Regions from separate parts of the Mus musculus genome. Here region 2 is linked to region 1. Evidence: chromatin loops called from intact Hi-C (ENCODE). Cell type or tissue: gastrocnemius. All regions are shown on one strand. Links, peaks and the distances in the headings refer to the core of each region. The heading gives the core; the rest is flanking DNA. Region 1 overlaps Gm39798 (a long non-coding RNA gene). Region 2 overlaps Mrrf (mitochondrial ribosome recycling factor).

Region 1 (12,400 bases), core at 2,303-10,302:
AATCAGCGGAGGCTTCTAAGAGAAGGAGCCTATACTCATCACTAGATGAGCTCAAGGAGCCAGTTTTTAGTAGTTCTGAATCAAATGAAAAGGCTATTAGGGCCTGGAAGGCGCTCTCCCGAGCAGGTGAAGCCACTGGACAATAATGACAGAGGCAGGCTCTTGCAGCCTACAAGGTCTTATTGTCTACCCTGGAGTTGTAGATCAGAATTGTAAAGGGGAACTTCAGGTTCTCTGTTCTTGTCCTCAAGTTGTCTTTTCTATATCACAAAGGGACAGAATAGCTCAACTAATAATAATTTTGCCAAGCCTACATGGCTGTTTTTTCTTCTTCTGGTATTCCTTGAGCTGCCAGAGGGATTGGTTCTACTGAAAGTGATTCTGATTACTTAATAATGCCTTTAGATTGTTGTCAAATTTTATCTACTCACGTAGGGGTAAACCCTCGTGGCGTCAGGCCATTACAGGTCTGACAGATGGATGTCACGCATATTTCCTCCTTTGAGAGAAATCAATATTTACATGTTTAGATAAGAAGAGATCACCTCCATACCTTAAATGATTTTCAAAAGCTGTTGGGAGATATTAATTGGCTCAGACCTTTTTTAAAGATTCCTTCCGCTGAGTTAAGGCCTTTGTTTAGTATTTTAGAAGGAGATCCTCATATCTCCTCCCCTAGGACTCTTACTCTAGCTGCTAACCAGGCCTTACAAAAAGTGGAAAAGGCCTTACAGAATGCACAATTACAACGTATTGAGGATTCGCAGCCTTTCAGTTTGTGTGTCTTTAAGACAGCACAATTGCCAACTGCAGTTTTGTGGCAGAATGGGCCATTGTTGTGGATCCATCCAAACGTATCCCCAGCTAAAATAATAGATTGGTATCCTGATGCAATTGCACAGCTTGCCCTTAAAGGCCTAAAAGCAGCAATCACCCACTTTGGGCAAAGTCCATATCTTTTAATTGTACCTTATACCGCTGCACAGGTTCAAACCTTGGCAGCCACATCTAATGATTGGGCAGTTTTAGTTACCTCCTTTTCAGGAAAAATAGATAACCATTATCCAAAACATCCAATCTTACAGTTTGCCCAAAATCAATCTGTTGTGTTTCCACAAATAACAGTAAGAAACCCACTTAAAAATGGGATTGTGGTATATACTGATGGATCAAAAACTGGCATAGGTGCCTATGTGGCTAATGGTAAAGTGGTATCCAAACAATATAATGAAAATTCACCGCAAGTGGTAGAATGTTTAGTGGTCTTAGAAGTTTTAAAAACCTTTTTAGAACCCCTTAATATTGTGTCAGATTCCTGTTATGTGGTAAATGCAGTAAATCTTTTAGAAGTGGCTGGAGTGATTAAGCCTTCCAGTAGAGTTGCCAATATTTTTCAGCAGATACAATTAGTTTTGTTATCTAGAAGATCTCCTGTTTATATTACTCATGTTAGAGCCCATTCAGGCCTACCTGGCCCCATGGCTCTGGGAAATGATTTGGCAGATAAGGCCACTAAAGTGGTGGCTGCTGCCCTATCATCCCCGGTAGAGGCTGCAAGAAACTTTCATAACAATTTTCATGTGACGGCTGAAACATTACGCAGTCGTTTCTCCTTGACAAGAAAAGAAGCCCGTGACATTGTTACTCAATGTCAAAGCTGCTGTGAGTTCTTGCCAGTTCCTCATGTGGGAATTAACCCACGCGGTATTCGACCTCTACAGGTCTGGCAAATGGATGTTACACATGTTTCTTCCTTTGGAAAACTTCAATATCTCCATGTGTCCATTGACACATGTTCTGGCATCATGTTTGCCTCTCCGTTAACCGGAGAAAAAGCCTCACATGTGATTCAACATTGCCTTGAGGCATGGAGTGCTTGGGGGAAACCCAGACTCCTTAAGACTGATAATGGACCAGCTTATACGTCTCAAAAATTCCAACAGTTCTGCCGTCAGATGGACGTAACCCACCTGACTGGACTTCCATACAACCCTCAAGGACAGGGTATTGTTGAGCGTGCGCATCGCACCCTCAAAACCTATCTTATAAAACAGAAGAGGGGAACTTTTGAGGAGACTGTACCCCGAGCACCAAGAGTGTCGGTGTCTATGGCACTCTTTACACTCAATTTTTTAAATATTGATGTTCATGGCCATACTGCGGCTGAACGTCATTGTTCAGAGCCAGATAGGCCCAATGAGATGGTTAAATGGAAAAATGTCCTTGATAATAAATGGTATGGCCCGGATCCTATTTTGATAAGATCCAGGGGAGCTATCTGTGTTTTCCCACAGAATGAAGACAACCCATTTTGGGTACCAGAAAGACTCACCCGAAAAATCCAGACTGACCAAGGGAATACTAATGTCCCTCGTCTTGGTGATGTCCAGGGCGTCAATAATAAAGAGAGAGCAGCGTTGGGGGATAATGTCGACATTTCCACTCCCAATGACGGTGATGTATAATGCTCAAGTATTCTCCTGCTTTTTTACCACTAACTGGGAACTGGGTTTGGCCTTAATTCAGACAGCCTTGGCTCTGTCTGGACAGGTCCAGACAACTGACACCATTAACACTTTGTCAGCCTCAGTGACTACAGTCATAGATGAACAGGCCTCAGCTAATGTCAAGATACAGGGAGGTCTCATGCTGGTTAATCAACTCATAGATCTTGTCCAGATACAACTAGATGTATTATGACAAATAACTCAGCAGGGATGTGAACAAAAGTTTCCGGGATTGTGTGTTATTTCCATTCAGTATGTTAAATTTACTAGGACAGCTAATTTGTCAAAAAGTCTTTTTCAGTATATGTTACAGAATTGGATGGCTGAATTTGAACAGATCCTTCGGGAATTGAGACTTCAGGTCAACTCCACGCGCTTGGACCTGTCCCTGACCAAAGGATTACCCAATTGGATCTCCTCAGCATTTTCTTTCTTTAAAAAATGGGTGGGATTAATATTATTTGGAGATACACTTTGCTGTGGATTAGTGTTGCTTCTTTGATTGGTCTGTAAGCTTAAGGCCCAAACTAGGAGAGACAAGGTGGTTATTGCCCAGGCGCTTGCAGGACTAGAACATGGAGCTTCCCCTGATATATCTATGCTTAGGCAATAGGTCGCTGGCCACTCAGCTCTTATATCCCATGAGGCTAGACTCATTGCACGGGATAGAGTGAGTGTGCTTCAGCAGCCCGAGAGAGTTGCAAGGCTAAGCACTGCAATGGAAAGGCTCTGCGGCATATATGAGCCTATTCTAGGGAGACATGTCATCTTTCATGAAGGTTCAGTGTCCTAGTTCCCTTCCCCCAGGCAAAACGACACGGGAGCAGGTCAGGGTTGCTCTGGGTAAAAGCCTGTAAGCCTAAGAGCTAATCCTGTACATGGCTCCTTTACCTACACACTGGGGATTTGACCTCTATCTCCACTCTCATTAATATGGGTGGCCTATTTGCTCTTATTAAAAGGATAGGGGGAGATGTTGGGAGCCGCCCCCACATTCGCCGTTACAAGATGGCGCTGACATCCTGTGTTCTAAGTGGTAAACAAATAATCTGCGCATGTGCCAAGGGTATCTTATGACTACTTGTGCTCTGCCTTCCCCGTGACGTCAACTCGGCCGATGGGCTGCAGCCAATCAGGGAGTGACACGTCCGAGGCGAAGGAGAATTCTCCTAAAATAGGGACGGGGTTTCGTTTTCTCTCTCTCTTGCTTCTTGCTCTCTTTTCCTGAAGATGTAAGAATAAAGCTTTGCCGCAGAAGATTCTGGTCTGTGGTGTTCTTCCTGGCCGGTCGTGAGAACGCGTCGAATAACAGTGGCAGCCATTGCTTTCAGCTGTGTGCCCATTAGTGATCCCACCAGGCTCCCGTAAATGGTTTCGATTCCGTGGCCACACAGGTGGCCCTGGTTAATCTAAACTAGTCATAAAGCAAAACCAAAAGCCATGAACCTTGGAAATGAACAGGAGGAAGGTGGGGTGGGGGTGCAGAGATGTATGCATTCGGGAGAGTAGCCAGATTGCAATTTTGTATGTGTATGAAGTTGTTAAGAACTAAATTAATAAAGACAGTAATAAGGAAGAGAGCAATGGAGTATCTGATAGCACCTGCACATGCAGACTTGTGTACCACACCAAACATGCACACACACACTACACATGCACACCACACACACACACACTACACATGCACACACACACACACATACCACACACACACAAACCACACACAATACCACACACACAAACCACATACACACACACCACACATACATACATACACTACACCCCACACACACTATACACACAAACATACCATACACACCACCACATACATACACACCACACACACACTACACATGCACACATACACACATACACACACCACATATATACACATACTACACACACTACACATGCACACACACACACCGCACATATACACATACTACACACACTACACATGTACACACACACACCACACACACCACACACACCACACACACACATAAATAACAAACAAATCCTTGTTTATTATTATAGCCCTAGAACCTATCTCAGCACCTTGTACATAGTAAAGGTTCGATAGAAATCTATCACACAAGCAGACAGATGAGGACTGAACCAAAAAAAAAAAAAAAAAAAAAAGGCAGAGGGCAGGGGCAGGGCTTGAAGGGCCATTGGATCTGTGTCCTCTCCACCTCCCTATCCCTAGACAAGCTGGTGTTCCTGAGATGTGCTGCACAGCACACATACGATTTTGTAACCCAAAGGAAGGAGGTGAAATAGCTTTGGGATGACTCCACTGATAACCTGTTGAGGTGATCATGTGGCCTGGGGGATGATGTAAAATATGTTACTAACCTTGCATTATCTGACTCTGTATTCTTTTTTTAACTTTTGTTTTGTTTTGTTTTGTTTTGTTTTGTTTGAGACAGGGTTTTTCTGTGTAACCCTGGCTGGCCTGGAACTCACTCTGTAGACCAGGCTGGCCTCGAACTCAGAAATCCACCTGTCTCTGTCTTCCAAGTGCTGGGATTAAAAATGTGTGCCAACACTGCCCTGCTGTTCTCTCTCTCTCTCCTTCTCTCTCTCTCTCTCTCTCTCTCTCTCTCTAGTGCTGTTTACAGGGAAAACCGTATTAATGCTACAGCAATGAACTACATCCTTAGCCCTTCCTATTTCTTCCTAGAATATGTAAGCAACACACTGCTTGCCCTTGAGGCCTGTTCTATGTTCTTTTTTTTTAAGATTTATTTATTTATTTTATGTATATGAATACACTGTAGCTGTACAGATGTTTGGGAGCCATCATGTGGTTGCTGGGAATTGAACTCAGGACCTTTGCCCTGCTCTCTCCAGCCCAAAGATATATTTATTATTATACGTAAGTACACTGTAGCTGACTTCAGATGCACCAGAAAGGGTATTAGATCTCATTATGGATGGTTGTGAGCCACCATGTGGTTGTTGGTATTTGAACTCAGGACCTTCGGAAGAGCAGTCAGTGCTCTTATCCACTGAGCCAGCCCCCCCTGTTCTGTATTCTATTGGAAGACGCTACAGACCTCTGCTGCAGAAGGGTCAGGGAAAGTCCCAGATGTTCACTTAAAGTCGTCCTTTGTGTCTCTCCCAATGCACTCAGGCCCAGTAATAAATAAGCCATGCTCTCTGCCTCAGTTGCCCTCTCCAGCCCTCCACTTCTGTCTTGCAAGGACATTTGACCTCTCCTCTGAGTGGGTCCAAGACCATCAGCTCAGTAGTCCTTGGAGACCTCGGGTACCCATCTCCCATCTGAATGAGGCCTCCACCTTAGTCCAGCCAATCATTTTCTGTGCATTACACTTCGCTGCATCTCTTCTCTTCTCTCTTTCATTCACTACCTTCCCCCAGGTGCCATTCATTCGCCCAGGAAATATCTAGTAGGCACTGACATCCAGGTGTCTTCTTGGAGCTTAGTAAGTGTCTTCTGAAAGAAGACATCGACTCTGATCTTCTGAGCTAACATCCTAAAAGAGAAGAGACAAGACACTAGCAAACGCAGCAGCAAATGACCTGTGTTAGAAGGGGAAACACTAATAGGAACAAGGCTGAACCAGGCTGAAGACCACCATTTACACTGGTCCCCTGCCTTCAGGCTTGCCTGACTTATCCTTTGTGGGCAGCTGGAGGGATCTCATGTTTAGCCAGGCCACCTCCCTGATTCAAAGCCCTCCTTGGATCTCCAGTAACTCTAGGTTCAGGGCCAAGTTCTTTAGCTGGGCATGCAAAACCAGATTCTGGCATGCGCGCGCGCGCGCGCGCGCACACACACACACACACACACACACACACACACACACACACACACGTTCAGCACTTCCCTGGCCTGTTCTCTAGCGCCACCCTGCGTTCGCTTGTTCTCATCTTAACGGGTTCGTTGTGTGGTTCGGGGATCTTTGCGCTCAGATTCGTGTGTCCCCAAAACTGCGCCCCAGCTGTACACCTGCAGCCACTGTGGCTCACAAATCCGTGTGCCTACTCTGTGAGCAGGCAAGCCACGTTTCCACGAGTCTTTCCCTTTTGGAGAGTCCTAGTGGACCTCAGGGGCTGTCCAGGTATATCTGACTTCCCAGAGCCTCAGCGGGAACTGGCTCTGTGATTCAGGAAGTCGCCATGGCAACCGTCGGGCCCTCGTGCCATCTCCTGCAATCAGCGCTGGGACCTGGACACCCGCTGAGCTTCCTGGAGATTTCGTTCCCCACGGTGGGGAGTCTGGAGGGGGATGCGGGGGGAATATGAGAAGCCTTTTAGCTCTCCCCCTCCTTCACTGCCTGATCCTCCTCTCCTCACTCCTCATTGCAGGGCTGGGACTTGAGAGAAAACTGCTCTGGACTTTTAAGTAGCGACAGAAGTTCTAGTTCCCCATAAGTCACCTACACCTTGTGAGGCCTTGCAAAGAGATGATCCCTTCCTCTACACCTTCATCCTCTCACCCCCGCGATGCTTCCTTGCTGGTTCTTTGTAGAGTCTCATGACATTCTGTGTATCACATTCTCAGTTAATATTCTGTGGAATGAAATGTATAGAACAAACTCTTGCCTTCATAGGGCTTCATGGTTTTCCTACCTTGTTTACAGTATCGGTCTGTTAGAAGAAGAATTTAGAGTCAGAGAGATAGAGGAAAAGACCAAGGCCACTAGTCCTGCATGAACAGAGAGGTGCTAACAGGGCCATCATGAGAAAGGTTGCCTATGAGGGACAACATGTGCTACCAGCCAACAAGTGACCCAGCCTCCCTTCTACTTCCTGAATCTCTGGTTTTAGGTTAGATCAAGAGAGTTGGGGCGGGGTCTCATATCTCAGGATGGTCAGTGGGAAGACCCCCAAGTCAGAAGCCTGCCTTGTCCTAGGGAAGATGACACCTGGGCCATATCTGGTGCTCTAGACCAGAGGAGCCTGACCTAGCCAAGCTCTCAGTGGCTGTAGATCTGGGCAATGGGGACCTGCAAGTGTGACAAGTGCCAGGCCCAGACCTCTGCATCTGTGTGATGAATCCTGCTTCATGTCTGTTCTATAAACAACAATCCTTGGATTTCTGAATCAGGACTTTTTGGTGTCTGGTTCTCCATCTTTACCCCCAGTTCTGGCCCAGGTCTGGAAAAAAAGAAACTACATGCCACTATGTTTCTTGTGTCTCAGTTAATCCCCACAGCTCTGCCAAGTAGCTTTTACAGCCTATATTTCATGGGAAAGGAAACAAAAATTCAGAGAGGTAAAGTGATTTTACTCAAGGTTGCATAAGCTAGTAAGAGACAGAGACTGGATTTGAACCCAGGGCCACAGCTCTCAGAGAAAAGGGGATCGATGGAGCTTTGTGGGTGCTTCTAGGGCAGGAAAGCCTGGTTGTCAAGACTGGAAGAGTTTGAAACTGGTTGGCAGAGAGACGAGAGTGCAGTGCAGACACAGGGTGGGGGCTGCATGACCTGGCCAAGTGGAGGGTCAAGCTGCCTTGGCCCGGCTCCCATCTCCAGCCTCAGGGCCAGCTTGTGAGGTGGAGCTGAAACATTCAGGCAGTTTCCTTTCCTTTGTTGGGAGTGATGTCGCCCATTTCCTGGATGTCCAAGAACCCTGCTTCAAACAATAGTGCTGTCAGGAAGCCAGGAAGGGGCTGCTGCTCTGTACTTGGTTCTGCCCCATCCCTCCCCACCTCCTGAGACCTAGCCAGGCCATCCTTTATGCTTATCTCTTAGAGTCTGATGTCCCACTCTGCCACCACTGGGCTGCATTCCTGTGAATGGGGTGCCTTACTTCTTTGGGCCTCAGCTTTCAATCTGAAGATCGGGGGACACATTCTCACCCAGCAGAACTAGTGTGGCCTTCAGAGAACAGACACAGGATAGCAAGAGCAGCTAACACCCTAGACACAGGTAACAGATGCTCTGGAAGTTTGCCTTTTTGTAGTCATCCAGAAAATTCCAGTTACTTTAAATGATGGGATTGTCAACTCATTTTTCAAGGCTATTGATCGTATCTATGTGATCAGCTATGTGTGCTATATTTTAAGACTGAATCAGACTTATTGCTTAAGGACCAAACAAAATTGATGGTTAATTTTGTTGACTCAATACAACCCAGAGTCTCCTGGAGGAAAAGTCTTCGTGAGGTTTGTCTACACTAGGTTTGCCTATAAGTAACTTGTGCCACTATGGGCAGCAGCATCCCCTAAACCATGTAAGAGTGGAGAAACTGAGCTGAGTCCATCGAGCAAGCATGCATGCAGACATTTCTCTCTGCTTTTGACTGTGGGTGTCATGCAAGCTCCTGCCACTGTGCCACCACGGCTATGCTAGACTGTCATGTGGAATCATAACCTGAAATAGAGCCTTTCCTAAATTGTTTCTGTCATGGTGTTCCAACTGCAACAGAAATGAAAGCAGAACAGGTGAGACCTGGCACTGATGATAGCATGTAACCTGGGACAATGATGTGATTCGTTAGAGCTTCAGTGTGTCTACCTATAAAATACGGCAGTAACAATATTATGTTAGGTGTTCCTGTGAGAAATAAATAGACAATGTGGGTAAGTGACACAGCTCAGTATGTGTAAGCCACACGGCTCAGTGCCTGGCCAAAAGGTAGGTACCCAGCAAATGGCAGCAATCATGAACATCACCAAAACTTTGTTATTATTTTTTCCACAGTGTCTCCACAATCCCCCTCTCCGGTCTTTGCTCCCAGGGTTTCCCTTCGTCCAAGCCTTCCCTGTCTGTCACCATGCATTCGGCTTAACCACTGTAAAACAATGGGAATGTATTGGCCTCTCTGGGCCCTCGCTGCTGTTTCAAGAGCTAGTCCAGTTCTCCTGGCATTGAACTTGCAGTGAGTCGGAGCCTACACCCATCAATTGACAGTGTCTGTGTCCCCAGTTCCACAACAGATTGGAATCCCCCCCAGAAGAAGGGGAGCTACACAAGTGGTTCAAGCTGTCTCCAGGCTTGGGAGCTGGGTGGGTGCTTTTGTCAAGAAACATGGCGTTTTCATTAAGGCCATTGTCTGCCAATTAGCCCAGCACTGACTCACAGGGAGCACAACATTGGGGGCCCGCTGTTCAGGCGGCCTGTGGCTGCAGCATCGTGTTCTATGAGCCCCGTGTCCTGTCCCCGGGAGAGTCTTCCCTCTGCTGCTCTGCTAGGTGGTTTCTTCACCCTGTTGTGGGGTGCACCTGTCACCTCAGTGAGGGTGCATTTGTACACGTGTGCTTGAAACCAGGTGGTGTACCATGGCCATGTTATTGAATTAACAGAACCACCCAGAAAGAAAGCACCATTGTCATGCTGTTCTGCAGGGGAGACAACAAAACCTCCAAAAAATCTTTCTCAAGGCTCTGAGGACACAAAACCATCTCATTAGTCACCAGAAGAACTGCCATTTGGACAGTGTTTTCTAAATAAACTCAGAGTTGCACAGCCTTGGGTGAGCCATATCCCTCTCTATTTGCCCCCTGCCCACCCTGTCCTTCCTCATCCCTGCTCCATCAACTCCCATGAAGTCAGAGGTAAAATATACACAGCCCCTGACAGAAGAAACTCAAGCGAAGAAAGGGAGGCAAACAGCACAGATAATCACCATGTAATTAATACAGATAAGAGCTACATGCCAGAGGTATCTCCCATGTCAATACAGAGTCACTCCAGAGCTTTTTTGGATGTGCAGGATTGCGTTGGGCAGAACCACCACAAGCCAGTTGTTCTGCTGCTGGGGGAGAGTGGGGGTTGGTGCTTAGTTGCTTCCCCTCTCTATTTCCTACAAACACTATTTCATTGAAACCCTTATAGTACATCAGCGTTTCTGTAGAGTCACTTTACAGGTGTGGAATTATATGCCTGCTTTGTTATTTTGATAGATCCACCTTCTGGATACAGTGCATTGATATATCATTTATGACTGCCATATCAGGGTCAATACATGATATTATCAGTGTGGTGGTTTGAATAGGTATGGCTCCAAGAGACTCATGCATTTGAATGCCTTGCCATAAGGGGTGGCACTGTCAGGAGGTGTGGCCTTGTTGGAGGAAGTGTGTCACTGTGAAAGTGGGCTTTAAGGCCATATATATGCTCAAGCTTCACCCAGTGTGATATATAGTCTCTCCTCGCTACGTGTAGAGCTCTCATCTTCTCTAGCACCATGTCTGCCTGTATGTCACCATGCTTCCTGCCATGATGATAATGGACTAAACCTCTGAAAAGCTAAGCCAGCCCCAATTAAATGTTGTCCTTTATAAGAGTTGCCTTGGTCATGGTGTCTGTTCGCAGCAGTAAAACCCTAAGACCATCAGGTTCTTATACTTTTGCTGAACAAATAAAATGGACCATGTGGCTTTAATGCCATCATTCTGATCACTGGTTAGACATCTCGCATGCTCATTGGTTAAACAGTCTCTTCTGCAAACTTCTTGCCCGTAGCCTTTCTGGATGTCTCTATATCACATTTTTTGATGGCACACATCTTTGATGGCACACCTGATTTTCTGGCTCCTTATGCCTGGACCTCCTTTAGCTTTCCTACCTGCCGTACCCCCCTCCTGTATGACAGTCATCCTGACCCGCAGAGTGTCAGCCCCCAGGTTCACCGTGCAGAACCCAAGGGGCCAAAGGATCTCGCTGATTCGGCTTGGCTCAGTGAGAAGCAGTTTAAGCAGGGGGTGATTCCCAAAAGGTTTTTTTCTGTTGGTTTTTAAGGTTGAACGCTTCCTAGTAGGGACTGGCGAGATGGCTCAGCACTTAAAAGCACTTGCTGCTCTGTCACAGGAGCTGAGTTTAGTCCCAGCTCCAACATTTGAGGCAGTTCATCCATGCCTTTAACTCCAGCTCCAAAGGGATCTATCACCCTCTTCTGGCCTCCATGACCACCTACAGGCACTTGTACATACAGTCACACACACACAAATACAATAAAAAATATAATCACTCAGAGAGAGAGAGAGAGAAGAGGGCTTTCTATAAATGCTCTATCCAACTCATCCCTAAACAACAACAAAATCACATAAAATTTCAATGAGGGAAATGGTTTATTTTGTGATTTTTGGTTATTTGTTTTAGGTTTTAGTTTTTGAGACAAGGGCTGCTACGTGACTCTCACTGTCCTGGAACTCACTCTGTAGACCAGGCTTGCCTTGAATTCACCAAGATCCACTTGCCTCTGCCTCCGGAGTTCTGGGATTAAATGTGTATGCACCACCATCCCAGGCCTGGCGACGTGTGCTTGTGATCCCATTGCTGAGAAGCTAAGACACGATGATCTGTGGGTCCTGCTGGCTCGCCTAATTGGTGAGCTCCAGGCCAACGAGAGACCCTATCTCAAAGGAAGGAAATGTTGTTCCTGAGGTTGACATCCAAGGTTGTCTTCTGGCCTCTACACACACACACACACACATACACACACACACACACTTGTGTGTATACCTGCACATTCACACATGCACAAGATACACACATGCATGCATACATACAAATAAAACACAGACCCAAATATCTTTCTTATTTAAATTTCCAGAAGGAATCCCCCAGATGTTTAGATCTAATTTGAGAAAATGATCAGAATCCCAGTTACCTCTAACAGGTTAGCTAAAAGACAAAACAGGTCACATGACATTCCTTTTGAGAATATTTTTACTTACTCTTTGACAATTTTAACTTATATACAACACATTGTGATGATATCCCCCTCCACTCCTCTTGGACACTTGCAAACTTCCACACATATCTGCTCCTCTACCTTCATGTCCCTGTCGTCACTCCCCCAGTTAAACCGTTGGCTTGATCTTGTGTAGAAAACTGTAGCTGCTGTGGGTCCATGAGTACAATGGCCGGCCCTGTTACAACCTGAGGACAGCATTTCACAGTGCCCTCCCTGTC
Region 2 (12,400 bases), core at 2,497-10,496, 120 kb after region 1:
CTACGCCTGCGCCGCCGCGCTGGCCCGTGACGTCATGACGCCCGCACCTCCGCTGTCCCGCGTGTGTTTCTCTATAGTCCCGGCCGTAGCTGGTGAGTGGCCTTGAGTGTGTGTGGGGGTCGGCTCTCAAGGAGTGGGCGGGATTCGAGCTCTGGTGACACTTTTCTAGGCTCTCGGAGGGACCTCGTAGGGCTAGGATACTATCCGTGACTGGTTCAGCAGAGTTCGGCTGGACCTTAAGGCCGGGGGCGGGACTTCTATGCTCACAAGGGTGGGGCGGGGCCATTGTCACTCAGCCGACATTTAGAGCCTTGCCTGGGAACTTGGTAAATAGTTCCTGATGCTTAAGACGTCACCTGACAGGAATAATGCCTTTTCCAAACAACCCTACACGCGGAGGTGTAATTATTCCCGGTGGTGATGAAGAAACAAAAACTCAAGCGCTGTCTTTACCAAGGTCGCGCGTCTCCCAAGTGATGAAGTTTGAATTCCACCCAGGCCTGAGTCGAATGCCTGGGGCTTTTAAAATCATCATTCTGCTGACCAGTGGGCAAACAGTTGTCATTTCGATGGTGCTTCATCATTCCCGTGACTCTGGCACATTTTACAGATTAAGATCACATACTTAGGAAGCACTAGAAGCAGGACAGTTGCCTAGGCCATCTCAAAGTTTGGTGCTTTTTTTTTTTTTTTTCCTTCTCATTCCTGTGTTTTTATTAACTCACACACAACTACTTGTCTTCTGGATTGTTGAAGCAGTAAGGCAGGCAACACTCACCACAGTAATGTCTGTCAAGGTAACTAGCCATGAACACTCTAGCCCCATGTTGATCAGGAGGACATTTTCATCCACTTTATAGTATTTCAGCACAGCCAACTTAACCTTCTTATTCTTATTCTTCTTGGCAGTGCTATAACCCTTTATCCTTTTCTCAGGACCACCATGAAGTCTCAGCACACCTTTTGAATGTTACAGTCAAAGTATGGCCATCTTTCAGCTGCTTGCCAGCAAAGATCAGCCTCTGCTGAGAGAAGGAATTCCTTCCTTATCCTGGATCTTGGCCTTAACATTTTCTATAGTGTCCGAGGATTCAACCTTTACTGAGACCTTCCATAAGGGTCTTCGTCTCTTCCTCTTGTAAGGTCTGCATGCTCGGGGTGGTTTCACCACAGATGGTGGATCGGATCCACAGTGCTTTCTCTTTTGACCACATTCCATTGAAATTCCCAGAATCTTAGAGAACCCATAGTTGGAAAGCCAGGAAACTTGATTTGATTCCTTCAGTGAATGGCCGAGGATACAAAACCAAATTAGGAGAAATTATTTGCTATAGTTCTCATCTGGGGTAGAGCTGTGATCCATGCTCTTTGAATGTAAGTGGTTGTGAATTCCAAAGTTGCATGTGATAGGGTTGATGAGGCGGGTACATTGGAATCCAGGTGTCCTAGTCTTTACGTGAAGTCTTTGTCCACTATTCCTCCTTTGGCGTGTGCCAAGGACATTTGGATGTTGTATTGAGTCAGGTATTCCAAATACCTTTCTTTACATGGTACTGAGTTTGTAAAGAAGCACACCATGTTCCAAGCAGAGAACTGGAAATCCAGGGGATAACGGAAGCAGTGTTGAGAAATAGAACCCAGGACCAGCCATCAGAGGTGTAGATTCCAACTCTGGTGCCAGCATTTTGACATTTGGCAAGGATTTAATCTTTGTGGAAGTCCATTATCATACTTAGCACATTTGTATGATGTCTTTATTTTTGTACTATACTAAGTACAGGGTACAGTAATAGACAAGTAGGTTAGTAGGTAGATTCGTGTACTAGAGCTGTTGTGAAGTGCCAGCAGTCATATGGAGATATTTAGATAAGGATCAAGTAATTATACATATTTACTTTTATTGTTAAAAATTATGTGCTGTGATGAAGTATTGGCATGAAAGCTGCATTTCAGGAAATGTGACCAGTTTAGTTGGAAGAGCTGGCCAATGACCCTGTGCTCTGACAGAATGATGATAAAGAAGAATGGATGGTAAAGAGATAAAGGGAGAACATTCCAAGCAGGGACTAGGGATGCGGGTGGCGCACGCCTTTAATCCCAGCACTCAGGAGGCAGAGGCAAGCGGATTATCTGAGTTCAAAGCCAGCCTGGTTATAGACTGAGTTCCAGGATGGCCAAGACTACACAGAGAAACGTTGTCTTGTCAAACCAAAAAAAAAAAAAAAAAAAAAAGAGAGAGAGAAAAAAGAAAATAAAAAAATGTATGTTGTATATCAATACACAGTGGTTGGAAGGAGTTGCTGGAGCAGTAGATAAGCCAGGATATAGGTTCATAAATGTATGAAACTGTTAAAAGAGTCTATAAAAAGCATTATTAAAATATTCATTATTTAAAATGAAAAAAAAAAGATGTGGTGGAAGTTGTTGCTGAGAAGGACTGACCTCCTCAAGGTCACATGCAGTAAGAGGAGAAACGGATTCTCTTGTGAGTGGGTTAGTTATTGGAACATACTAGAACTCTCCTAAGTTTCTTCTTTAGTTTTAGTGCTTCATGTATGCTGACCTGACTGTTCGTGTTCCTAAGGTTAAAGACCCAAAGGACTGCTTTATTGAACTCCACTGTGAAATTTCCTGGCTTCTGTGCAGTGAAATGTATGCCTCAAGCATTCCAGCAATGTGGTTATTTATAGAGTTGTCTTCCGGTTCACTTGGATTGGGTCTGCTTTTTGGTACTACATTTTCTGTCAAAGGTTGTTTATTTCTAACCCATTTTAGTTTCCTGTTGCTTTGTGGATTGGTATTATGGCCCACAACAGGAACTCCAGGAAACCTGTCATGCACACTGCAGCCAGATTGAGACCCTGTCAATTAAAAAAAAACACTAAACATTATTATATACCCATATTTGGGTATAAATGTGAGTTGGACATTGGCTATATTAGGTAGAAACTTAGATTTAGAAGTGTCACACAGAGCTAAACTTTTGTGAACAGTTCTTAATAGTATTTGACTATTACATATCTTGGATACTTAATCTCTGAGCCTCAGTTTTAACACGTACAAAGTGGAGACTGTAATGTTTTATCTGTGACATTATTGATAGGAGTAAAGCAAGCAGCCCAGGCCTGTGTTTGTAGAGCCCACACAGGCTGATTGCAGATATGCAGCATAACTTGCTGTCAAAAATTCCATCAAGAAAAATTGTTTGCCTTTGTATTATTCATGTTATTTTTTTCTCTTTGGCTTGTTTTTTAAGACAGGATCTCATCTAGCTTAAGCTAGCCTCTAGTTTGCTGTATAAGTGAGCCTGACCTTGAACCCTCCTCTTCCCCCTCCCTGCCTTACCTCCTAACTGCTAGGATTGTAGGCAGGCCTCACCACACATGGCATTGCTCATCTTTTCATTAAAAAGAAGTCACAGTGGTAATAGTGGTCACGCGTCTTGAACAGCTGGCATATTCCAGGTACCATGCTGCTGTTTCACAGTTATGTGTATGGTTTACATGTACTCACTATTTCATTTTTAAATGAGGCTCATCTTGCTCACTGAGAGAGAAAAGATGAATTGCCCCAGGCAGAAATTAATATTCATGTCTGAATCTAGGCCACTTTGTACCTCAGTCCTGACATCTGTGCAAGTGTCTTCCTCATATCTGACCCTAAGGAAAGCTGATAGCTATCAGTACGCATTCCTTTGTGTGTCCCTGTCATATAGTAGTTACCAAGCCAAGTGTTTTACCTGCCTAGCCTCATCATTCCCAACTTGAAGAAGTAAGTACCAGTCCCATTTTACAGAAGAGAAAATGAAGATGCACTGATTGCTGGGGGGGGGGATCTGTTAGTGGTAGATCTGGAATTGGGTTCCTGCTGTAGAATGCCTGCTCTTGTTTACTCCATTATGCTGCACCAACATTTTAGCAGTTGATTTTTAATGAGATGTGATTTTCAAAGACAGTGCTTCCAGACACTTGATACTAATTGTTCTTAATTTTTAGCTAATAGCCAGATTCTTGGCAGAAGCTCTCAGTGTTGTACTGTTGGCTAGGACTGTGTTCTGTCTCAGGGAGGAAGAGCATCTTTGTATGGTCTAAGACTTCAGAAGTCTGTATAAGTTGTGCTAATTCAGTGGATGGTGGTGGCATTTCCCAGTTCTAGACCGTGAAAGACCTCAGTCCTCACTCATGCTTCAGACTCAAATTAAAGTGCATTCTAATTGGTAATCAGTGCATAAGGAACCAAAGAAAATTTGAATTTAATGCCGCCATGTACGTTTTATAGTCATTTTATGCCTATTAAAATGTTTTTCTTACTTAAACTCCCTTCTAGTACTCGGCCTTTCCTCTTAAGCTTTATCAAGATTTTGTGCTTTTGCTCATATAAGGGCTTAATTAGCGTCATTACAGATTTAGGCTGCTGCACATTTGCTGAGCAGGCATTTAGACGCACTGGAAGAACTGTACAGACGGGGTGGGTCACTTAAGACTCTGAGCCTCAGTCTCTCCATCCTGTAAAATGAGGCTAGTCATTCTTCCCTGGGGATGCTGGGAGGAAGGTTGGGGATTAATGCATGCACAATGCCAAGGTCGTGGCTTAGTTTGAGGAGTTGCTTGGCAGTTGGCATAAATTCATCTTGTAAGTTGCTGTGGCTTTTCTTTTACTGAAGCCCCCCTCCCACTTTTGAGAGAGGGTTTCTCTGTGTGGCCCTGACTGTCCTGGAACTCTCTTTGTAGACCAGGCTGGCCTCAAACCCAGAGATCCCCTTGCCTTTGCCTCCCGAGTGCTGGGATTAAAGGCGTGCACTACCACTTACTGAGATCTTTTTGTCTTGTTCTTTGTAGTGGCTGCTTCTGAGGATTCTCTTCCGTCATGGCCTCGGGAATAAGATGCTTTCGCCTGCTGCACCCTGCTTTTCGCAGTTACCATGCTGCTTTGACCAGACCTGTTTCAGAAGTTTCCATGAAGACAGTGAGTGGAAGACAACATGGCCATAGGCAGTACTCAGCCTACCCAGCAGTACCAGTTCGCCATTTTGCAACCAAGAAAGCCAAAGGTAGATGGTCTCCTTTCCCATCTCATCCCTTTCTCATGTTTAGCAGAGATCTCAGAGGTATACTGAGTTTCTTTCCTTTCCATGTAAGTAAATGATACTCAGACGTTCATAGACTAGCTGTGTTAGAACTTAGGACTTATTTTGTTACCTTTATACCTCATTTATTCTTGTTAGTGACTCAGAAAATGCCTAACTTATTTCATTTAGATGCAGAACTAGAGGTAAAAGTACCAAGCGAATTGGTGGCCTTGTGGCAGGGATCAGCATACTCTCGTCTTTTAGGAAGACTCAGATTGGGGGTATAATTAAAGCCAGAAGGGTTTTGGGTGAACGGGCATTAAAGCCATGGGTTAGATGGATGATCTTAATGGTTTATGTCATTAAGAATGAGATTTTGATGTTCTGCAGGTCTGAGCTTAAATGCCACTTCCTCCAGGATGCCTTCCTTGGCCTGAGACTGGGTCAGGTCCCCTGTTACATGCACTCATGTACACTCTTATTTTTCTTTGACACACTTAGAACTGTAGTAACTCATCTATCAGTTGTAAAATTGATTATTGTTTGTTACCTGTCTGCCCTATTGGATCTGATGAAGATCAGTTTCTTTTGTTGTTGTTTAGCACTCTCCAGGGCTGTATATAAACTGTGTTTTCAGAACCTTTGTGGGATGAATGAGTGACAGGAAATGATGAGGCAGGCCTGCTGTTTGCAGTGGTGTATCAGGGAGCCCCCTTGAGGATGGCACTAGAAAAATATGCTGCTGGCTATTACCACCCCTCCCCACACACAGACCCCAACTTTCTTTTTTGTTCAACACAGATTCAGATCTGCTTTTTGTTGAAAAGAGGATTGGCACTTCGATGAAGGAAAAGTAGTGCTTCCAAGATTTATCTTCTGTTTAGTTAGTGTTTGATTTGTATGTTATTGTTTAAATTTTCTACTCCAATCCTTACCATTATCCGTTGAAAATAGTGGTAATTTTGCAGTGTAGAAACCCTTATGATTAATGAATACAGATTTTAACGTGTAGCAAATACAGAAGCTGAGGTACAGTTGCCCGTGGACTCATCCAGATAGAGGAAGCACAGGGAACCTGGGGCTTCTAGGCCTTGGTATCACAGTCTTGTAGATGCCCAGTGTGGCCTGCAAGCAGCATCTTTCCTCTGGCTGCTGACAGTCTCTTAAATTTACTGGAGTCTTTCTACAGTGGGGATACTGTCCCTAGTGTTTGTGCTACAAGGAATGTCTTTCACTATAGTCGTTTTCGGTTCTCTTCTTTGTACTTTTTGTATCTTTTTCAAGAACTCTTTTCTATCCCAAGGGAATTTATTTCTAAATGTGATATGAATTAATAATTTTAACTGTTAAGCTGGCTGTGGTGGCTCACACCTTTAATCCCAGTGCTGGAGAGGCTGAGGCAGGAGGATTACTTCTAGCTCAAGATGGTCCTGGGCTGAATAGTGAATCTCTATGCCACCCTGGTTTGTAGAGTGAGATTTTTTTTTTCTCAAGGAAACAAACTAAAGCTCAGTTCATGTTTCTTTTCCACATGGGCTGTAAGCGGTGTGGCCAGCACTTTGTTATCTAATTGGTGTGAACTTGTATGTTGTATGCCACATTTCCTTATGTATATGGTTTCTGTTGAACTGCCTTGTTTCTGCACCAAATCGTCCTCACTTCCATACTCAGCCACAAAGCCTTTCATGCTGTGCTTCGGATCTTCACTTATGACACACATTTTTGTCTTGTCTTTTTCCTCTTCTAAGTGAAGCTTCTATGTGAACCAACATTTTCTAGAAAACGATATCATTACTGTATCACTTAATGATATGCTCATAATTTATTTTTAGGCATAAGGTACAGAAAAGCACATACCTACATTATTGAATGATTGGCTCAGTGGATTTTTAGAAGCTGTGCACAATCATACATCCATCTCCCAGATCAAGAAATAAAATGTAGGGAGACTGGCAAGATAGTTTAGCAGTTAAGAGCATTGGCTAACTCAGAGGACCGGAGTTTGATTCCTAGCACCCACATGGTGGCTCAGTACTGTAACTACAATTCTAGAGGATCCAACACCCTCGTCTGGCTTCCCTGGGCACCAGGCACACATGTGGTGCCCAGACATACATGCAGACAGACACTTATATACATAAAATAGTAAAGTAAAATGAGAAGAAATAAAGTCTGGCGTGCCATGGTATCACATGCCTGTAATCCTGGCACTTGGGAGTCAGAGACAGGAGGTTTACTATATTAGCAAATTTTAGGCCAGCCACAGTTACATAGTGACAGTGTCTCAAAACAGCAACCACAAAATAACAACACCCCCCCCCCCAAAAGGCAGAAACAAAAGTTCTAAAAATGGAAAAGAAAAGCAGAAAATATTACTTGTACTCTAGAAGCTTCCCCAAGTATTGTCCTTACCACCATAGATTTCTTTTGTCCTTTTTGAACTCTTTGTCTGGCTTTGTGAGGTAGCAGATTTCTTGTGAGATATTTGCCTGTTGTACCTGCAACAGCTGTAGACACTTTGATTTTATAGTGTCCTGAATATGCTGTTTCAGTTTGTGTATCTGTCCTGTAGTGGCATTTGGGTGTCTTTCAGATTGGAGTTAAACTAACAGTGTTATTAAAATATAAACATTCTTGTACATGTGTTTTGGTGAGTATGTATGCACATAAATCCCTCATTCTCTCTTTACGTTCCTCCACTGCATTGCCTAGGAACTCTAGTCTAGTTTAAGTGCCATTGGTGATAATGGACATCCCTCATTTATTCCTGACTTTAGATAAAACACTTCTTATATATGGGCATAAAGAATGTTATATTTTTCATAACCTTTTTAAAACAAATATATCTAATTCTTAAACTTTAAAAAAAAGGCATTAAATTCTAATCAAATGATACATCATGTTTATTGAGATGGTTTTAACCCCCTCACCTTTAATTTTTGTAGTACTGAGGATTGAACTTAGGACCTGGTGTGTGCTAAGCATGTCTTCTCTGTGCCAAATCCCCTACATTCCCCTGCTTTTGATCTACTACTAGAATAACCCCACATCAATAGCTTTTCTGGTGTTAAACCAGTTTTTATTTTTTAATAAGACCCCTACTTGTTCTTGATAATAATTTGTATATATTTTGCTTGGTACATAATCTGTGTATTCATTGCTGGATTTATCAAGCTTGTATATAGGATTAAGTATTAGGCTATTTAGTCTGTGTTTGCATATATAAGACTAGCCTGAATGTACTTCCACATACTGAGCTCTGTCACTGTCCTTTTAGGTCTTGCTGTTGTTTACATTAGCCTCATGGTGTAAGATGAGTACATCTCTCTTGTAATAGGAAGTTCCTTGCCTCATTGGTAGTAGAACCTGCCTGTAAATTCATCTGGATCTGGTATGCATATATAGACTTGAAACTATAGATGCAGTCTCTTTAATAATTATGAGACTGCTTATATTTTCTGTGTTCGATTTTTTTTTTTCTGTGTTCAAAGCTTTTGGTCTAGAATTATGCCTAATAGCCTCTGAAGATGAAAGTTTTTACTGTTTTGATAAATCTTATATGTTCTCTTTTTCTTAGCATGTGTTTACATCTTTCATATCATCATTCTGCCAGAAGGTTATCAATGCTACAAGCTTTTAAGTCATTTTTAATGTTGTGAGTCTCTTACTTTTTTGATAAATACTATTTTTGTGTTTTCTACTTACTTTTTCTTGAGACAAGGTCTCAACAAGTAACTCTGGCTGGCCTGGAACTCACTGTGCAGGCCAAACTGGCCTTGAATTCACAGATATGGTAGCTTTCTGAGTGATGGCATTGAGGCTAGTTTATGCTTAGGATCACATTTTCTATGGACTTAACTTTTTATTTGCTCTGCATAGCAGTTACCAAGAACAATGTGTTCAAATCTCCTGGCAGGGGTATAGAATGAACAGGTCCCCTTTTCCATTTTGCGGCTACCTTATATGTATATGTATACTTTACACCCTGAATTATTACATGCCTTCTTCTGATACTATTTTGAAGAAGTCCTAATTTCTAATAATGCATTGTCTTAAAATATTTTACTTGCTATTAATATAATAAAACTGACTTCATTAATATTTTTCAGGTTTATAAATTTTTTTCTATCCATTAAACCTGTAATTTCATATATTTATAAAGTTTCTTGTATATTCTGAATGGTTAAATTAAAGTCTTACTGAGAGCCTTGAGCTCTTGGCTAGTCATTTTGATTCATTTTTGTTTATCTTATTTGTTGAGTATTTACATTTTAATTTTGTTTTGTACTTTTTTGTGGTTTTCTTTCCTTTTTTTTCCTTTCTATTAAGTTAATCAGGTTTCTTTATTCCTTTTTCATCTCTGCTGATTTGCAAACTATGTGTATATAATCATCTGTCTTTACTTGGCTAGTTACCCTTAACTTTTTTTTTTTTTAGCATTTTCATAGAAATAAAACTACAACTTGCTAATTTTCACAAACTGAAGTCACCAGTATAACCAAGACTCCCCTTACCCTGCAATCAAGAACTAGTGTGTGGGGACCCATGCCTATAATCTTAGTCCTCAGGAGGCTGAAGCAGACAGAAAAACAGACAGGCAGACAGACTAACCCACCAACCTAGCAAGACAGTGTCTCATAAACCAGAGGCTGGGGCTGTAGCTCAGTGGTAGAACACTCTCCCACATCAGAAGTCCCTTTCCACCCACATCTAGTGAGTGTCTTTTCCTGTGTCTCCTATGGGTACTAAATTACTCATGTCTGCTGTCACAGATTGGGTCTGTTTGTTATATACTACTCAGGATCTATTCTAATATATGGCATTTTTTTAAAACTGTAGTATGTATTTTTAAATCTGGCCTCTTCATTCAACATGTAATTTTGATCCCTTATGGATAAATCTGTCTTTTCTCTTCAGCTTTTAGAGTGGTCTGTATGTCTTTGGTTTTCTTTATTCACAATCTGTCCAGATATGGATTAGCTTCTATTGTTCTGCTTGTAATGAGTGTTTTTGAACTGACATTTTTTATCAGTTCCAAAAATAATAAGCCCTTACCCTTTTTACTCCAAAGCAGTGGGGGCTTCAAGCAGGATAGTGACTTGAACAGACCTTTAGAAGAAAAGTCGCTCTGCTGCTTGTTCATTGGTTACTTTGGACAAATATTTAAATGCCTTACATCCCAGAGTTTGTATTTTCCTACTCAGAGAACTATCTTGAGTGTCAAATGGAAGAGAGTATTTGAAGTTGCATTACAAATTAGGATGTGGAACACAGCACAGTCAAGCTAGCTGTAGATAATAAAAATTGCTGAATGAATTTTAATGTTTTGTTAAATGTCTAGTATTAGCATCATAGTCTTTATTACACAGATACTATTTAGGTATTTTCATCTTTCTGATCCTTTCCCACCCCTATGTAGAAATACAAGAGTATTTGTGCCACGTGCACATTAATTACAGAATGTATGTGAAAAACCCCTGCCTGACGTTTAGACATGAAATCAGATTCCATCCGCCCTCCAGCACTGTTGATTTTCTAAGCTATTCGTCAGTGTGCTCTGGTGGGTAGTATTTAATGTCTCTGCAGTTCATTTTGTCCAGATCAGCCATAGTGCTGAGCCTAACCTTGTCTTAGTATGATTGAAACTGAATTAATGCATTTCCTTTCTCTCCATTAGATTTGTGGAGATGGTCTTATGAAAAGTTCATGGGCTTAAAATTAGACAGATCTGGGACCAAATCTTGACTTGATCATTTCCTGACCTGTGACCTTAGGCAAGTTACTTTACCTTCCTTTCTTGTCTTCTGTTTTTCTAAACAATAAGGTATTGATTTACTTCTCGACTCCTCGGTATATGTCTACTCTTTTGGGTGTGTAAGTAACTTCATTTGTCTTCCTGTAGCAGCTTTATAACAGACTTTATTAGTCTTCTTTTACGAAGATAGAGTGGCTTGCCCAATGTCATAGAGCCAGTGTGCTGCAGTTGGTTAAACCCAGAATGTCTAATTGTAAAGCCTGTGCCCTTGCTAATGTCCAAGGATTTAGCACGGATGTGGGAGCTAGCTGATACCCAGTACATAAGAGCTCCTGTGCAGGGCAGAGATGATTTTTATAAAAGTCTAGCCCTTGACAGTGTGCCTGTGCACAGCAGGCACCTTTGAAACTGCCAATGTTTGTTATTTGTGTTATGCTTCCATTCTGTTATTCACTGGCTGTTCACTTTTTAGCTAAAGGGAAAGGACAGCCCCAGGCCAGGGTGACCGTTAATAGAGCCTTGGTCGAGGATATCATCAGCTTGGAAGAGGTGGATGAAGACATGAAATCTGTGGTGGAAGCACTTAAGGATAATTTCAATAAGACTCTCAACATAAGGACTGCACCAGGTTAGTGGCTGAACCTGAGTTTCCGGGAGCGTTACAGTGGGAAAGAACAAGGCTGTGCCACCGAGTCAGCCCCAGCGTCCGCCTGACTAACTGCCGTTTGTGAGCAGTTACTTTTCCTTAACGGAGGACTTCCCTTGTCTAGTTCCTGCTGTGTGGCTTTGGGGCAGTAGAATGTAAGTGAGTTAGTGTGTCTCATGGCTCGGGGGTAGTGCTGGATGTGTCCATTAAGCAGCTGTGTCCTGTGGGGTAGTACTATGCTTGGCCCACAGAAAATTAGCACAGTGCTGAGAAAACTTGTCACGATTGGTGCTCTTATGGAACTACACTCTCAAAAAGATGTGTTCTTTTATAGTTGGGGATATTATAAGCAAATAAGGTATCTAGGCTCATAGTTCGATGTCCTTAGTCTCCTTTTTCCCCAGTTTGTCCTATTTGGTAGTTCTTAGCCTGAACTGAAAACTGAATTCTACAGACATGCCCACCTGAGGCCCTTTTGTACCCAAGAGCTTGACCAGGAAGATTCCGTTTAGGTTAATAGCTTCCTGAAAGTGGCTTTCCTAAGTGGGAAATGTCAGAACTGTCTAGGAGAACTGTTTGCAGATGTGATGGAGAAGTGGGTTGTCAGCTAATGGTACAAGTGGGCAGGAAAAATCCAATTGCTGTTAAATTGGCCTTTTGCAAATTGTCATCATCCTATAGTTAAGCCTGGGACCCCCCCCCCCCCCCCACCAAGGTATCTACGGGAACTTCAGCCTCTCTCATTCATGTTTTGATTGGGGAAGTTTGTAAAGAAAATAGAAGATATTTCATGAACTTGTTTGTGAAAAGTCCTCAGTTCATTATAAAAATGATCAGAACCATGTTGAGTTCAGAGATGCGATCTGGCGGGAGACTAGAAGGCAGTTCCTGGCATTTGTTAACCTTTGTGCTGGGGTGTTTCTGCCTCTGC

Evidence for each region. Peaks named below come from ENCODE experiments on the same cell type or tissue, not always from the same donor. Only the 100,000 strongest peaks of a DNase experiment are listed, where the experiment ranks them.
Region 2: it touches region 1 in a loop (2.4-fold over the local background); 5 of 42 quality-filtered maps call a loop at or near these places.

Annotation. Positions count from the first base shown.
Region 1 is chr2:36,015,422-36,027,821 of GRCm38, forward strand. Gm39798 (a long non-coding RNA gene) reads right to left here. Exons shown (of 2, transcript XR_866163.1): 2 at 12,137-12,400. Among named protein-coding and RNA genes, the nearest start is that of Gm39798, 9.3 kb to the right of the region's middle. In gastrocnemius, for the core only: a CTCF peak has its summit at 6,413; DNase peaks (open chromatin) are centred at 6,377, 6,668 and 8,050; H3K4me3 peaks cover 630 bases; H3K27ac peaks cover 2,596 bases.
Region 2 is chr2:36,136,608-36,149,007 of GRCm38, forward strand. It overlaps Mrrf (mitochondrial ribosome recycling factor), which reads left to right. Exons shown (of 7, transcript NM_026422.2): 1 at 1-92; 2 at 4,839-5,050; 3 at 11,296-11,451. The coding sequence starts at 4,867. Rbm18 (RNA binding motif protein 18) reads right to left here and starts at 97. Exons shown (of 6, transcript NM_026434.4): 1 at 1-97. In gastrocnemius, for the core only: a CTCF peak has its summit at 5,774 (motif pointing left); no DNase peak of the experiment used is centred there; H3K27ac peaks cover 858 bases.